3 separate regions of the Mus musculus genome follow, and all the other regions are linked to region 2. Evidence: chromatin loops called from intact Hi-C (ENCODE). Cell type or tissue: heart. All regions are shown on one strand. Each heading gives the region's core, and the rest is flanking DNA. Links, peaks and the distances in the headings are about the cores only.

Region 1 (4,000 bases), core at 1-4,000, 130 kb before region 2:
ATGCCCCTCAACAGAGGAATGGATACAGAAAATGTGGTACATCTACACAATGGAGTACTACTCAGCTATTAAAAAGAATGAATTTATGAAATTTCTAGCCAAATGGATGGACCTGGAGGGCATCATCCTGAGTGAGGTAACACATTCACAAAGAAACTCACACAATATGTACTCACTGATAAGTGGATATTAGCCCCAAACCTAGGATACCCAAGATATAAGATATAATTTGCTAAACACATGAAACTCAAGAAGAATGAAGACTGAAGTGTGGACACTATGCCCCTCCTTAGATTTGGGAACAAAACACCCATGGAAGGAGTTACAGAGACAAAGTTTGGAGCTGAGATGAAAGGATGGACCATGTAGAGACTGCCATATCCAGGGATCCACCCCATAATCAGCATCCAAACGCTGACACCATTGCATACACTAGCAAGATTTTATTGAAAGGACCCAGATGTAGCTGTCTCTTGTGAGACTATGCCGGGGCCTAGCAAACACAGAAGTGGATGCTCACAGTCAGCTAATGGATGGATCATAGGGCTCCCAATGGAGGAGCTAGAGAAAGTAGCCAAGGAGCTAAAGGGATCTGCAACCCTATAGGTGGAACAACATTATGAACTAACCAGTACCCCGGAGCTCTTGACTCTAGCTGCATATATATCAAAAGATGGCCTAGTCGGCCATCACTGGAAAGAGAGGCCCATTGGACTTGCAAACTTTATATGCCCCAGTACAGGGGAACACCAGGGCCAAAAAGGGGGAGTGGGTGGGCAGGGGAGTGGGGGTGGGTGGATATGGGGGACTTTTGGTATAGCATTGGAAATGTAAATGAGCTAAATACCTAATAAAAAATGGAAAAAAAAAAAAGAAAATACAAACTTGGAGTCATCCACCACTCTGCCTGCCATGTGAATGAAGACCAGCCACAGTGGGAGTGGGGAACACTGTAGAGAAGACACCTATTCCTGGTAGCTCCCTAGAAGCTATTTGCTGTTAAAACAAAAAAATGAATTCCTGGAGCAGATTCCAAAATTCCAGGCAAATTTCCTCACTTTTCACCACACGCTATGAGCTCATGTTCTGGAATTTTCCCCCTGTGTGTGTGACCTTCCCTAACCTAGACTGGATGTACGGGAAAGTGCAGGTGGCAGGAACTCTGTAGCCACGGAATTTCTCTCCAGGGGACAACAGCAGGCCTCAGAGGACAGCTGGACAGAGCCCTCCAGGGGGTCTTAATGGAGGTAAGCACCCAGAGCCCAGAGTGACATTCCTGGCTACCCTGAGGTAAGCACACAACTACACTTCCTCAGCCAAGGAAACATATTTGCATATGCAAAAATGCATTCCTGACTTTACAGGTGAATAGCAAGGGCCTTAGGACCAAATACACCAAGCACACTTTGAGCCCCTGATTTTAGGCTCTGCTGGGGAGATTTTAGGTTGCTGATCAGGGAGAGATCCTGGTACTTTCAGGTATCAGATGAGAAAGAGTATTGAGACCCACAGATTTATAGATTCCTCTCAAAAGCTTCCTTCCTTCCAAACTGTGTCCACTCTTGCTCTCTTCCTGGAACTCCACAAACCGTGTCACACTGCTCACTACAACGGTAGCATCCTTCCTTTCTCCTGCCTTACTCTGCCCGCCTCTTTCCTTCACACCGCGTAGCTACTTCCATATACTTTCTGAATCTCATCTTCCTTTGTCAATCTCCTGGACTCCTCCCTCAGTCCCATTCTGGGTCACCCAAACTGTTGCCATGGTCTGCGTGCTGGCTCTTTTCTCTGAAGCCCGACTACCCCTCCCACCACAGAGCATCTCTGGGATTCTTAAAACCCAGCTGTGTCTGCACTGACCTCTGCTGTAAACCGCTGGACTCCCTGGATCAGCTGCAGACAGGCCCCCAACCCCTCCCCTCTCCCCCCAACCCCCTCTAGCTGCTAGCCCCCACAATTCCCTGGGCTCCTGCCCTTACTCTTGCTTTCAGTTTTCACAGGCTCAGGCTTTTCAGGCCTTCCACGGTGTTTGTTTATCTATCCAACTTAGCCCTTGGGGCCCCAATATGATTAAGAAGCTTCTCTTGGGTTTCTGTCCTGGTACTGTCACCTCCTAGAGAGGTGTCATTTATATCTCAGCCTAGTACAGAGAGGGCTTTAGCTTATGAAGTGAGGAAAATACTTCTCAAGGGAACGAGTGAATGAATGAATGAATGAATGAATGAACGAGTGAGCAAATGAATCGTGACTGCTGTGCTTACGATGGTAGCAGAAGGAAGATGCTGAACCAGTGTGAAGTCATCACTTCTGGACACACCAGAGACCACCTGTGTTCTATCACATCACCAAGGTGATAACCGGGCACAAATTCGCACGTATAGACAATAATAACCCTTGTGTCGAGGTTCCACAGTGATCAGTGGAGCTGATGCATGCGAATATGCTTTCAAAATCATAAATGACTGTTCAGATGTGCTAGGGACGTGTCCAGCATCCCTGACGGGCAGAAGCCTCCGAGCTGGTGATTCAGAACAGAAACAAGCATACAGCAGACATAATGGTCCCATCGTCGTGTCATGGGCTGTGTTGTACCCCTCAGCGTCTAGCAGGGTCCCCAGGGAAGGACAAGGCTTCCTTCATACGCAGCCTGGGCCTTTGGCTAGGGAGATTCCAGATGGTCAGAGAAAAGAATAGCCCCTGGACTGACCCAGGGGCCCAGTGGGAACTGGGCTCTGGTTTGGTGCCCTGTGTGTGCACGCAGTGAGGAACTCTGCTTTCTTGGGCTGTGGCTTGTAGCTTTGGAGCCTTAAAAATAGCACTATAAGGATATTTTTAGTGCATTATCCTGAGGCGTGGCTGACTCTTGTGGGGCTGCGTGTGACGCCTGAAAATAGCTTTGGTCTGTTTGCAAGTGATTCAGACAGCTGGTTCAGAGCTTCGGTAAATACACAAACAAGTGGGGGCTGCTGAGTTCTAACTATAGGTCACCCCACCCCGGCACATCTGGAAAACTGCTTCTAATGAAATTTACAAGATCTCTGGACCTTGTACAAACCACAGTGCTGCTTAGAGGGGCCTGGGGTGCTTCCAGGTGGTAGACTGGACAGAGCAGAAGAGCCAGCCCATTTTACCAAGGGGGAAACTGAGGCTGTGAGAGAATGTTTCTTCTTGCCAAAGTTGCATAGTTGATTTGTGACATGGTGGATTGTGCAAAGCCCGTGTTATTTTTTCCAGCTATTTTGTGTGTGTATGGTGGGGGCGGGGTGTGTGTGTAGATATAGGTGCTCATGCACACGTGTGCACAAGAGTACAGAGGTCAGAGGATGACCTTGGATCTTGTTTCTTAGCTACTGGCCTATTCACCTTTGTTTTGAGAGGTCCCTCACGGGTCTGGAGATAGTCAAGTACCAGCTCCGGCCTCTGGGTTGCTACCCTGTTTGAGCTCCTGCCCCACTCTCAAGGACAGACTGTTACCTGGAAGTGTAAGCTGAGTAACCCTTTCCTCCCCATGCTGCTTTCGGCCATAGCATTCCATCACAGCAATAGAAACCCTGACTTAAAGCCGGGCATGGTGGCGCAAGCCTTTAATCCCAGCACTCGGGAGGCAGAGGCAGGCGGATTTCTGAGTTCGAGGCCAGCCTGGTCTACAAAGTGAGTTCCAGGACAGCCAGGGCTACACAGAAAAACCCGGTCTCGAAGAAAACAAAACAAAACAAACAACAACAACAAAAAGAAACTCTGACTTAGATCCCTCCCAAGGCCAGTTTTTCTATGTGAGACCATTTCCAACCCCTCTAGGCATTCTGTAAACCTCATCTGAATTGGTGCTCCTGTGAGGCAATGCTGTTATTCCAATTTTGCAGGTAATGAAGCCAATGCTCAGAGAGCAAGGAGACTGCCCAAGGGGTCACAATTAAGGAGCCCTTAGGCTGCACCAGGGTTCTGGGACCCAAATGCTTTGAGTCTCTGGCAAAAGTCAATCTCTGTAAGTGGATGAGAC
Region 2 (4,000 bases), core at 1-4,000:
CTAAGAACATCTGCCAGTCCTCAGGACCCAATAGCCAACTCTGCTGACCCCTCCTCCAGCTGACACAGAAGGCCTTGTGCTGGGATCCCCACTGCTCACCTCTGGGAAATGGTCCATCTGTTCACAGCTCACCAATGCCCCCAAAACACCGACCAGTGACACCACAGTGGTCTAGGCTGTGGGAACACACGCCCTCCTAACATTCACTCAAATTGACTGTGATCCTCAGATACCTGCCCGGCTTATTCTCTAAGTACCACCAGACTTGGGTCAACTTGCAAGAACTTGAGTTTAGCCAGGAAGGCAGTCAACATCTTGCACATAAATCCATACGGTGGATAGGCAGACACCTCAGCAAAGGAACTCAGAGTTGACACTTAACATTTGCCACCCTAATCCTTTTTCTCATGAGGTACACATCTCTTATCCCTTCTGGGTGCCTGCTATCTTGCCCTGAAATAGCCAGAGGCTAGGAGGTGTGACCTTAGTCCACTGAGTCTCATCAAAGACTCTTTTTTTTTTTTTAAGATTTATTTATTTATTTATCATATGTAAGTACACTATAGCTGTCTTCAGATACACCAGAAGAGGGCATCAGATCTCATTACGGGTGGTTGTGAGCCACCATGTGGTTGCTGGGATTTGAACTTCAGACCTTCAGAAGAGCAGTCGGGTGCTCTTACCCACTGAGCCATCTCACCAGCCCTCATCAAAGACTCTTAAAGTCTCTTCATAAGCTCACTTGCTCTGGAATTCATCAGGAGCCCAGGGTTCGGGGCATACCTAGTCTCTGGCCTCCTTTAGGTAGCTGCAAAGAGGCCCCGCCCCCTCCTCTTCATTCTTCCTTTGTTCTCTGTCTCCACACCCAGGGACCACAGCAGAGGCTCTCCACCATCTCTGTCCAGCAAGTCCCAGTCATCATGAGTCTTCAGGATTTTGTTTTTTTCCAAGTTAAACCAGAGACTCTGCCTTCTGATATTGACTGCCTTCAAAGAAAAGTCATGACGCACAATGCTGAAATATCACTCCTGCAAGAAGGGTGGGGGTGGTGGAGGCAAGATAAAGAGGCCCAAAGTCTCATCCTGTTTTTTCTTACACAGGAATAAAAGGACCAAGAAGGCATTCTGAGGAAACAGAGACTCTGAGGTTTAATGACCTGCCCAATGCCACACAGTGCCTTATATGGTAGAGTGTACTTCTTGCTAGTGACTCACTCAGAAAATAGATGAGGACAGGAAAGGAGTTTGAGCATATTCACTGAGTCGGGGCCGAACCTGTGTTGGGTTGTCCAAGCTAAAGGTTCAATACCTGCTTCCTGGCTCCGAGGCAGGTCCACTGAATCACAGCCCTAGGGAATAGGGGACAGGTACCCCACAGGCTGTTCAGAGAAGGTTTCAGTTTACCTGTGTAGGCTTCTGCCACACCACTCCCTCCTCCATTAACACCAGTTGCTCTGCCAGGGCAGAGTAGCAGCCTCTGGGAGGGGTACACAGGTAACTGCGGCATGTCCCGGACCTCAACCTCAGGACTGTCCCATGAACTACTTCCTCTGGGGACTACACATGCCAGAAACCTGAAGGAAGGAATGAAGACAGTTTAGTCACCGACTCTGTGCTCCCAACAGGACAGACGTCCAACTGCCTCATGGGTAATTCGAGAATCCTGAGTCCATACTTCCGCTTTGACAGCCGACTCTGTTAGTCCCTGCAACAGGGGGCGCTAGAGAGAGGCAGCCAGGCAGGAGGTGGGAGCCGGGATCTGCTTCTTCCTGTTTGTTCGCTGTCTCCTTCCTGAGGGCTTCCTGTTTCTTGGGCTCCCATCCCAGGCATTATTTTTCTCCTCGCAGCTTCAGTGGCATCTCCCACTCCCCCTCCCGACCGCCACCGCAATTTCAGTTGCATCTCCCCCGTCCCACAACCCCCTTCCAATCCTTGAACCGCCAACAGCAACAGCTGGCAGGTGACCTCTACTCATGTGTCTGAGCTAGAAGAAACTCCCTCCTCTTCCCTCATCCATAACTGCTTCTAATTACCTGTCAGTCTTTGGGCTCTTCCTGACTTTTTAAGCTACCTAGCTAACTTTCCTTAACAGCTCTTTACATGAAGTCCTGTTCTGGTAACTGGGCACTGACCCAGTATTGGGAGTAGACAGCCACTGTTGTGAGGTCTCAGGAGCTGTCCCTCTTTGATAACAATACCCCCTCACCGACAAAGCCTCTCTCCCACATACCTTTGATACAATGCTACTTAATGCTCAGTGAGAGCAACCTTTGCCCTACTGTGGCCTGGACATGATGCTGGTCACCGAGGCAAGTGCATGACTACAAACAGCTTTGTGACACCTTCCCCTGGGACCTATTTGTAAGGGTCCATGAAATATGACACCCCAGACTCAAATAGTATGCAAACACACAGAGTGCTTTATTCTGCAGAAGTCCAGCATGCTGGGGTCTCCCATTACCAATAGAGAGACAACCAAGTAAGCTTGCAGGCCTGATTTAAAGCACATTAGGGAAATCCAAGGTAGGTGACATCTATGTTAATCTGTTGGGTCCATCTCTATAAACATTCCATTACCAGGGTGTGGGGGCTGGACACTTGCTGAGGAAGTCTGGAAACTGCTGCTGACCCGTTGTCCTTGCTTCAGGCCAGGTGGCAGGCAGTTTCTAAGGCCTGGACTTGCCCGGAATTGTCCAGTTCTTGGAAACAGAGATTTAAGCCTAGTATCCTTAATTGCCTATTTGAAGCCTGTCATGGACTCAGCCAAGCCTTGTCACCATAAATGCTGTGGTTGAGTCCAGTTGAGTCCCCTTTTCCTGTCTTTCCATTTGAAACTCAAGAACCACAGACGATGGTTTGGAGGTTGTTTGCTTCCCTGCCCTCCAGCCCCACCCCACACACACACTCAGCTGTTAAGAGCTTGAGAAGGTGTTGTGGAACCTTTAAGAGGTGGGGAAATCCAAGATCAAACTGATATAAAACCCTGAGTCTAAGCTTTCTGGGTTTGTTTGTTTGTTGCTTGTTTATGCTTTGAGGGTTTCTTTTTTTTTTTTTTTTTTTTTCTTCTTCAACTAGCGCTTTTATTACTTGTTAATTACAGGGACTGTAAAGCTTTCTATAAAGGGCCAGGTGGCAAATATTCTAGGCTTTTTTTTTTTTTTTTCATTTTTTTTTTATTAGGTATTTAGCTCATTTACATTTCCAATGCTATACCAAAAGTCCCCCTTACCCACCCACCCCCACTCCCCTATCCACCCACTCCCCCCCTTGAGGGTTTCACATAGTGTATTTTTATCATATTTTCCCATCCCCCGACTTCTCCCAGACACCACCCTCCTCTCCTCATCCTCACCCTGCCCTAGACATCTGAAATGAGACTGCTTCCTTCTTCCCTGTGTGTTCCTACCACCCTGCCAAGGGCCCTCACTGGAACCTATGCCATTCTCTTTGAGCTTTTAATTTCCATAATGGTGAATTAAAGAACCTTGCTTTCTTCGGACATGACCTGATTCATGTGTTTCGTTATAGCAATGAAAAATGAACTGAATGAAAAGTAACACACTATAGAAAGCCAGGGCCCTTTTAGCCTGCTTACTGCCAACCCATCCTACAAATGAGAAAACCAGGAGTCAGAGATGGCAGGAGAATGGGCGGGGTCGGCGGCAGTCAGGGGACCACACCTCTAGCACACGTACTATGACTTCAGTGTTCCAGATCAAACCCCATCCCACTCTGTTCTAGATGTGTGGCTCTTGGGAAGGTTTTACAATCTCCTGGAGTTTCTTCCTCCACCAAAGTGGACACTTGTGGGACTGAGGAGACATGAAGTGAGTTTACAGTTGTAAAGTACTGGGAACAGTGCCAACCGAGTAATTCACCACTGTGAGCTCTGTCTGTCACCTCTTCTGGGAAACCTCCTACACTCTCATAGCCTTAAGTCAGATGGCTTATCATCCTTCCAGGAATCCAGTGCTAACATTTTTTTTAATTTTTTTTTTTTT
Region 3 (8,409 bases), core at 1,715-5,714, 77 kb before region 2:
TAGTTAATAGATGAGCCTACGCTCTTAGACTATGGCGCAGGCTTACCCTCACACGTGTACATGTGTGCAACAGGTGAGTGCTTGAGTGCACACACACCATCCCAAACCTGTGCAGCTTCACTGTTTGAGCCCTCACTGACCCCGGACACTGCTCACACTTTACCTCTGATGAGTGGGACTGCAGGTCATGGAGACAGAGGGATGCTTTGCTTTTTATACTGCTCGATCTCCATCTTTGGTTCTTCCCACACCTGATAAGAACTAACAAAAAAAGGCTCTGTCCTCATCGGTAGGATTGTACTTCAGAACCAAAGTTTTAACTTTTCATAGAACTGAAACCTCCTTGGCTGTCCCCTGCATTTGGGGACAATTGTTTATCCAGTGCCCTGGCTGCTGCGGATCTTTCCAATTTGCTTTGGAAGGGAGCCTGGACTTCCTGATTTCCCCCAATCCAGCTCTCAGCTGGGCAACCACAGCAACCACACCCCTTCCTGTGGCTTCCAGTGAACCCTCCTAGTAGGAGAGAAGTGGAGAGGGGGGAAGAGGAGGGGTGGCGTGTTGGGCCCCTGCAGTGGACAACAGTGTCTGATGAAAACAATGTCACTTTACACACAGCTATGGCTGGCTAGATGTAATAACAGAGGCCTGGGAAAGGCGAAAACATGAAGAGATGGTAAGGGCAGTTGGCTCAAAACCTGGGATAGCACTCAGGAGGGCAGGCAGGCAGGCAGGCAGGCAGGCAGGAGAGACTGGGGGAGTCCGGTAGAGCCCCTTGGAGGAAGAGGAGGTAAAAGCTCAGGCTTTAGCTCCCCAGTGGTATCACCTCTTTTCTTCTAGGATTCAGAGGGTCTAAGGGTCCGATTCCACAGTGCAGTGGACCCACGAGGGCCTGGGAGCTGCTTCTGCCTGGCTTGAAGTGGCCACACACGCAGGCTAGCTCTGTCTGGCAGCCAGCTTTAATCAAGTTCCTGCAGAAACACAGGCATACTGTTAGGCATTACTCCCTCAGAGCCAGAGGAGGAGCAAGGCAGGCTGAGGAGGAGCCAGGCAGGCTGGCCTGCTCCTGGGTGTGTACCCACTTAGAGATGTCCCTTTAATTTCTCAAAAACACTTCTTGACAGCTCCTCACTGTGCCCCAGCTTGCAAGAGGAGCCCAATGCTGTTAATAGACCAGCATGGTGGGGGGTGGGGGCAGCTGGAGCTGTCTGTCCGACTTGCTGGGGAGCATTAATTAACCATCAACTATTCTGTCTCCAGAGCCTTCAGCACTAGGCATCTCTGGGTACCATTTCTGACTCTATAGAGTCATTCCCATGGCACTCTCACATGCCAAAGAGCCCCCCGGCCCGGCCCCCGCAACCAGTCCCCAGAGAAGGTTCTCTTAGCGTATTGCTCAGCAAACAAGCAACCCAAGCAAGGCTTTCTTCTCCAGCCACCTTTGGGGTGTTATCAGGGCTAGGCTCAGATAGGACTCTGTGAATGTTTGCATTTTGGAAAGTGCTCGCCCTTGTTAAGGAAGAAGCAATGAATGAGAAGTGTTTCTTTGTCCTCATTCAGTGTAGGCAAGCATAAAGCAGGCTCTGAAATGTTATCTGTTCAAAATTCAGGTGGCTAAATATTAACCAAGAGCGTGATTGGTATTCCCTATTAGCACAGTGTCTACCAAGTGTCAGGAGCAAGCTATTGTGCTCAGGCAGGCCCTTGGGAGGAAGCCTGCCTCCAGCAAGAACAGGCGTCCCAGCTTTCAAATAGAAGTGAGAGTGCCCTGAGATGCCAAACTCCCCTTACCCTGCTCCTGATAGACCTTTGAGGTAGCTATTCCATTCTATGCTCACCACAATCCCTAGTGTCTAGCTACATCTCTAAGCATACAAGCCCCCTTGCACGGTGGGGTAAAGAGTATTTACCTGGCATGCCCTTGCTGAAATGTTTCTATTACAGTGTGAGGCTCCCTTCTGGGTTATGGATAGCACAAACGTTTCATCTGGGAAGTCAATTGCAACTGGATTGCTGGGGCTGCTGGGAGCTTTGTCATGATAGCCAAAGTTTGAAGGGTTTCAGATATGTGCTGGTGCTGCGGGGAGGCTATTTTATATACATGTCAGGAATCTTGTTGATAGGGAATATGACCTCTTCCGGGACGCCTGCAAGACTTCCACCCACCAAAACAAATCAGCTTTTCCCTCTCTGTGTTCCCTGGCCATCTAACCTTGTATCAAGATGATTTGTTTTGACTTAACTCCTCCTTTGCTGCCCTCTGGGTCCCTCTGGGTCCCCCTGAGTCCCTCTGGGTGGGACGGTGTCTTTTTCATGTGCATTCTCCTTAGGATGCTCCACGTTAGTGCCCAGCTGTGATGGTTAATCTTCATTGTCAACTCAACTGGGTTGGTTTGGAGTTACCTAGAAGACACACCTCTGGGAGACACACATCTGAGGATGTCTAGAGAGGTTTAGCTGGGGAAGATCTGCTCTGGGTGTAAGTGACTCCATACATGGGCTAGGGTAGTTACACTGAATCCACAGAAGAATCACAGGAAATTCAACTGAGTACCAGCATCCAGCCATGTCCCCCTGCTGCCTGACTAGACACAATATGACCAGCCACCTCCCACTCCTGCCACCACTACTCCCTGACTTGATAGATTCTCTCCTCAAACCATGAGCCAAAATAAGGCCATACTTTAGTTTCTTCTGTCACAACAAGAAATATAATTAATACGCCAAGGCAGGTGGTGGAACTAGATCTCATTTCTGGGGAGCACAGCTATGGGCAGACTCCTCTGGGATGCTCTTCAGGCCCTCCCTGCTGCCACTGCACTCCTATTGGGTAGATGTTGCTTCATATCAGGGGTGGGAGCCATTGGGGTCTGGGGTATCTCTCGGGAGTGGGAATGGATGGGCTGCCAGGTAAAGCACAGACACCCAGTTAAGTAGCTATTAGTGCAAGCATGCCCCAACTGTTAAATGGGGGCATACACTAAAAACAAGTGCTATTTATGTAAAATTCAAATTCATGGAAGTATCTTGCATCCTTCATTTGCTAAATCTGGCAATACTGGATGAGGATGCTAAGCTACTAGAACCACCTCTCCAGACTCTCAGCCCTATTCCTCTCATGCAGCTCCTGTGTCGTCATGGAGGAACAGCTTGGAAAAGTGGAAGAATTGCCAGTTCAGCCAAGCTGGCCCCTGGGTAGTTGTCCTCACTTCCTCTCCTAGTGTTTCCACGAAGCCCATCGATATCCCACTATCTGGTTCCTGTAGGCCTGGCCAGCCTTGAAAGCCAGCCCCAGTGAGATCGAGTCAGGGAGGACCGGCCGGGCAATGACACTTTAGAAAGCCCCTGGTAGGCATTTTAGAGTGCTCAGGGCCAAAGCTGAGTCGCCCAGCCTTACACAACAGTGCTTTGCACAGTGCTCGGATAGAGTAGAAGCTCAATAAATACTTACTATCTGCACAGAGGACCTGGTGCTGCTGGACCTTCTCCACCCGTGGTTGTGCTTACCTCCTCCGCAGTGATAAAAATGTGTCAAATCAGTTGGCATAGAGCCGTTTCCTTTCCAGGAGCCAAAGCTCACTCCCACTGGGCAGAGTGCCCAAGTGCATTAGGCTGATTTGGATTTAAAATCAATTAACACATCCTCGGGGAACTTGGCTGCCATAAAAGCAAGATAAAACTGCATCTTCTTAAGTTAATTTATTTCCATTTAAAGGGTAATTAATATGTTTTCGTTGACGTGAGCATAGAGAGCTCACGGACCAGTGACACTGGCAGAGAAGCTGGCCAGGCAGTCTCGAGGCTGCAGCAGGAGGGCCTGAGCCACGCCTGTGTCACTCACCTGCCTCTCTCGTCCCTCTCCTCTCAGACTCCCTCGGCACCTGTCTGCTCTCCGTTTTTCTCCATCTCCTTCTCTACCAAGGAAACTGAATGGTAGTCTGCTCCTGGACTTTGACTTGGAAGTTTGACCAAAGCAGATGGTCCTGATAATGAACTTCTCCAGCTGAAAGACCTGCCTACAGAACAGTAGGAATTATGAATGAACTTAATCTGGGCCTGTTTGGGGGGTAGTGGGGAGATAGGTCAGGCAGAGCTACTGGGCCTTGGGGACAGTGATGAGAGTGTCACAGGGACTATCGGGAATGACCCCCAGCTCACTGGCCTGGGGATCTGGAGAGGGGAGGACACTAATCAGTATTTACTTGCAAACAATGAACTCCCAATACTAGATATCACAGAAGAAAAGGAGCTTACCTGTTGTGTAATCATTAGATCTCACTAGGTCAATGGGGAAGCTGGAAAAAGCAAACTTGGGAACCAAGAGAGGCTGGAATAAGGTCACTCCACACAGCCAGAAGGGCGTGGGAGTAGTAGTAGTGTATACCTTTGATCCCAGCCATCAGGAGACAGAGACAGGTAGAGCTCTGTGACTTTGAGGCAAACTGTAGTAAGAATTATATATTCTATCTATCCCGTATATAAGATATCCTGGTATTTATTTAAAATTTGTAAGCCTAGATTGGGCAGGTTTGGAGCTATTCTAATTTTCATCCCAGCCATATGTCCCTTGCCACTTGCTCTTTCTCCTGGTCACATGCTCATGGCCCATCTCATCTCATGGCTGCCTCTTCCTCTCTTTGTCTTCTCTTGTCTCCTTTCTCCTCACTGTTCTCTCCTGAGACACGCCCCCCTCAATCCTCAAGTCCCGCCTTTCTCTCTCTCTACTGCCCAATCATAGGCTTTAGTCTTTTATTGACCAATTAACCTGAAGAGCAAGGTTTGCACAACAAAAACTGGAGTATATGAGAATTTGCTTGCTCGTCTTGGGGTAACCAGCTCTTGGGGTACAGAATTTAGCATTTGAATACATAGAAGCACTTGACCAACCCTAAGCGCTAGCCTGTTCTACACGCGATTACCCTGCTTCCCACTTCAAAAGGACAGCCATGTCGCCTAACCTCCACTGCTGTACGAACACTCTCTAGAGTTTGCCCCATGCCCAGGATCTGAAGTCCAGAGGGTATGGTCTGAATTCTCATACCACGCCATATGCATATTCCCCAGGCATTTGGGGGAAGATGTGGAAATATCTGGCCCCCATCAGACTAAGACTAGATCAGATGCTAGGGAGGGCAGGGAGGATCCTTATGGTGGCATTGAAGTAGAGAGCGAGGAAAGCAGGGCAGGTTTGCATGGAACATGAATTCCATCCTGGTCAGACTGAGTATGAAACACAGGCATTTGGTAGAGCTAGGAGAGTCGATAACAACCGAGGGGCCCTTTGAAGAGGTTAAAGCCCACTGTATCACATCCTGCCTAGATACTGGTGTCGTTCTGCTCCATCCTTGCATTCTTCGTTCTTTAAAGCATCATATCTTGCGAGACGCCCAGGACAAGAAGGCTTCTTTAGGAGAAGCCTTAGTGGGACCCTCTCTCCTAGAAATCCAAATATCTGCCACATTTCTGACCAATTGATGTGAATAGGGGAGTAAGACAAGTTAAGCCGGCAATGGCCAGGACATGAGGCCAATGGTGACTAAAGCTGATAGAGAAAAGGCAAGAAGAATCACCCCTCTGCTTAGGGCTCTATAGGTTTAATTATTTGATGCTTCTGAGACAGGAGCACATCTGGGGTATGGCAGGGTCTCTGCATTAAGAAGTTTCTGGGCTCTAAAGAGACTTAAGGATCGCATAAACACTACAGCTTCATTTCACTACCCTAGGGCCCCAAGGCTCAGAAGGTCACAGAGACAACTTACAGGCTCCCTGATTGTGGAACAAGTGACAACCTTTCACCCACACCTCAGCCCATCCCGCTTGCTCTGCTGACCACCTGAGAGGAAGGGAGACTCCTGTAGGATGCAGCTGGGCGGACCACCTCCTTTTCCCCTGGAGGTAGTGACGTCCATCATTTCTAGGAGACAGTGTTACTGCTATTGTTAAATGCTGGCAATAGATTCTGGATTATTCTCTCCTGGAAGCTGGTCATGAGTCACCATAGCACATCTTTAGGAAGTAGCTGGCTGGTTTCCCAAAACCAAGACCTGGTTCACTCTGCACTGTGTACTGGAGTCTGCTGGCTGCCCTTGTTAGAAGTGGAGGAAGCAGTTTTGACATTTATGAGAGAACAGACGCCCAGTCTCGAGTGCTCAGTCCACCCAAAGCAGTCGATATGTGATGACCTCACCCTGAGATAGGAGGGTTCCAAGAGAGACTATGAAAAGCATCTATCTGTTCAGCTATACTTCTTCATATCTCCCCACCCCCACCCCCATATTGTTTAGGAGGTGGCCACTGAGTGAGCCCTTGAAGGTAACTGGGTCTCTCTATTCTCACTGGCAGGAAGAGAGCAAGACATCCCTGGGAAGAGGTATGTTCATTGATTCATGAACTTCAGGAGTCCAGTTCTATAGCTGTGGTCAACAGCCTACATGCTGCGTGTAGCTGTACAAGAAGGATATTCCCACAAAGTGATGGGGGATGGACAGCAACCCCAGCAACTCCAGTCAAAGAGCAAGGGTGAGCATCAATGTTGATACAGAGTCCAGCAGTGAGCAGATCGATGAGGAAGGATAAAGATCAAGTGACCATGTCGGCTCTATCCACAGTGTTTGTCGACTGTGTCATATGGGAAGGAAAGGGCATGGTGGCTCCGCTCATGCTCTCCCCGCCCCTTCTATTGAACTTTAAATGTCCCCAAAACCCTATGAAAAGAGCTTAGTTGCCAAGGTGTGGTGATCTGGGGAGGTGTTGATGCCTTTAGGAGGTGGAGCCTGGTGGATGAAGTTAGGGCTATGGGAGCATTTCTCCAAAGGGTTCTGTGACCTCTGCCCTCTCCTCATTGCCTGGCCAACGAGAAGGAAACAGGTTTCCTCTGCCATATACTTCTGCCATGCCATTCTGTCTCATCATAGGTCTTAAGCAATCAGGGCAATGACCATGGGCTGTGTGCCTCAGGAACTGTGAGCCAAAAGAACCCTTTCTTCCCTTTAACTTGATTTATCCAAGGCATTTATTACAGTGACAAGAAGCTGGTTACATACTCATTTACCCCTGTCCACTGTATGGCCATGTTCCTATTCCAGTCATATGGTCTACTAGGAGTTCAAAACTCTCTTAGGTGTTCTCAGAGTCCTCTCTCCCCCTCTCACAAGTTCGCTATTTCCTGTGTGTCTTATCTCTCTGTGTCCTTCTGTATTCACAGCTTAGAGATATTCTTTGCAAAGAGGACTTCTTGGCCCTTCAAGGACTCCCAACCCAACACATTCCATCCAAATAACTAGTATTAAGAAAAGGCTTGCCTTCTCCTGGCCCCTTTGTCTAGGCTTGTTTGGGTGACAGGAGAGCTTTGGAGACTCATAGAACAGAAAGACATTATCAGAACAAAGAGTGGGCAGAAATCCCAAGGTGGAAGTTGAGAGCTCCTACAGTGGAAGGACAGACAGATCAAAATAGAAGTGGACAGGAGTACTTTCCAGGCTCAGAGTGAGGCCAAGAGACCAGGTCTGAGTGGCTGCTGCCGGGATGGGAGAAACACATTCAGCCTTCTTCATCTTTTCAAGGACTTGTGAGAAAGGCATCGCCGTTACCTTCTTCTTACAAGTGAGTAAGCTTGAGGCACAAAGTGTTTAGGTAGCTTACCCACAGCTACCCATCTAATCAGTGGTCAGGCCAGGCTTTGAACCTACTCAACCCTCAATGTCTGCCATCATGTAGCAGGACACCTAATTTAAAACATCTGTTCACCTAGTTTCTTTGGCCCATCATACATCAACCCTGGATCGGGTATTTTCTGCCAAACCTGGCACATTATACGAAACGTTTTTTGTTGTTGTTGTTGTTGTTTCTCTCTCTTTCTCTCTCTCTTAGGGAATAATTTATGGCCTTGGAATTCAATTAATGGTGTTCAGAATCATCTTCAGAGAAGAAATCTCATCAAAAGGATAATCTCAAAACAATAGTAAAACTGATACAAGCAATTAACAGTTGTATCATCCATTCTAATTACTGATGAAATTCTATTCCATCTCTTTCCCTTTTCTGCTTTATTATCTAAGCTCTAGGATTGAACTGAATGGAGGAAATATGATAGAATCTTGTCTGATGGAAAGGCAGATGCAGAACAATGAAATAAATACCTACAGAAAAGTAACCTTCAGGCCCAACTGAGTGCGAGTCACGTGCTTGTTCATCATCGGCACAGATATTAAACGCATTCTTCTTGAACCTATTTGCATGACCTGAAGGGACCATAAATCAGCAGGTCTGCATACTTTTTGAGAAACGAATGCATTCCGGCCTAGGAATGTGGCTTGGACTTTGGCAGCACAAGGAGCTGGGATGCTTTCACTTGCAAACAATGGAGGACCCCTGGCTTGAGTTGGCTCAGAAACAATCCATATATCACCATCC

What was found. Hi-C counts contacts between places; a loop is a spot of excess contacts. Peaks named below come from ENCODE experiments on the same cell type or tissue, not always from the same donor. Only the 100,000 strongest peaks of a DNase experiment are listed, where the experiment ranks them.
Region 1: it touches region 2 in a loop (6-fold over the local background); 5 of 42 quality-filtered maps call a loop at or near these places.
Region 3: it touches region 2 in a loop (3-fold over the local background); 5 of 42 quality-filtered maps call a loop at or near these places.

Annotation. Positions count from the first base shown.
Region 1 is chr16:30,734,344-30,738,343 of GRCm38, forward strand. No RefSeq gene overlaps it. Among named protein-coding and RNA genes, the nearest start is that of Gm33502, 57 kb to the right of the region's middle. In heart, for the core only: CTCF peaks have their summits at 1,835 (motif pointing left) and 2,035; DNase peaks (open chromatin) are centred at 1,198, 1,838, 2,778 and 3,438; H3K4me3 peaks cover 748 bases; H3K27ac peaks cover 2,949 bases.
Region 2 is chr16:30,868,519-30,872,518 of GRCm38, forward strand. No RefSeq gene overlaps it. Among named protein-coding and RNA genes, the nearest start is that of Gm25375, 19 kb to the right of the region's middle. In heart, for the core only: a CTCF peak has its summit at 1,718 (motif pointing right); a DNase peak (open chromatin) is centred at 1,753; H3K27ac peaks cover 690 bases.
Region 3 is chr16:30,789,747-30,798,155 of GRCm38, forward strand. Gm33502 (a long non-coding RNA gene) reads left to right here and starts at 3,676. Exons shown (of 3, transcript XR_384806.2): 1 at 3,676-4,023; 2 at 6,340-6,516; 3 at 8,055-8,409. In heart, for the core only: no CTCF peak of the experiment used is centred there; DNase peaks (open chromatin) are centred at 3,345 and 3,455; H3K27ac peaks cover 1,513 bases.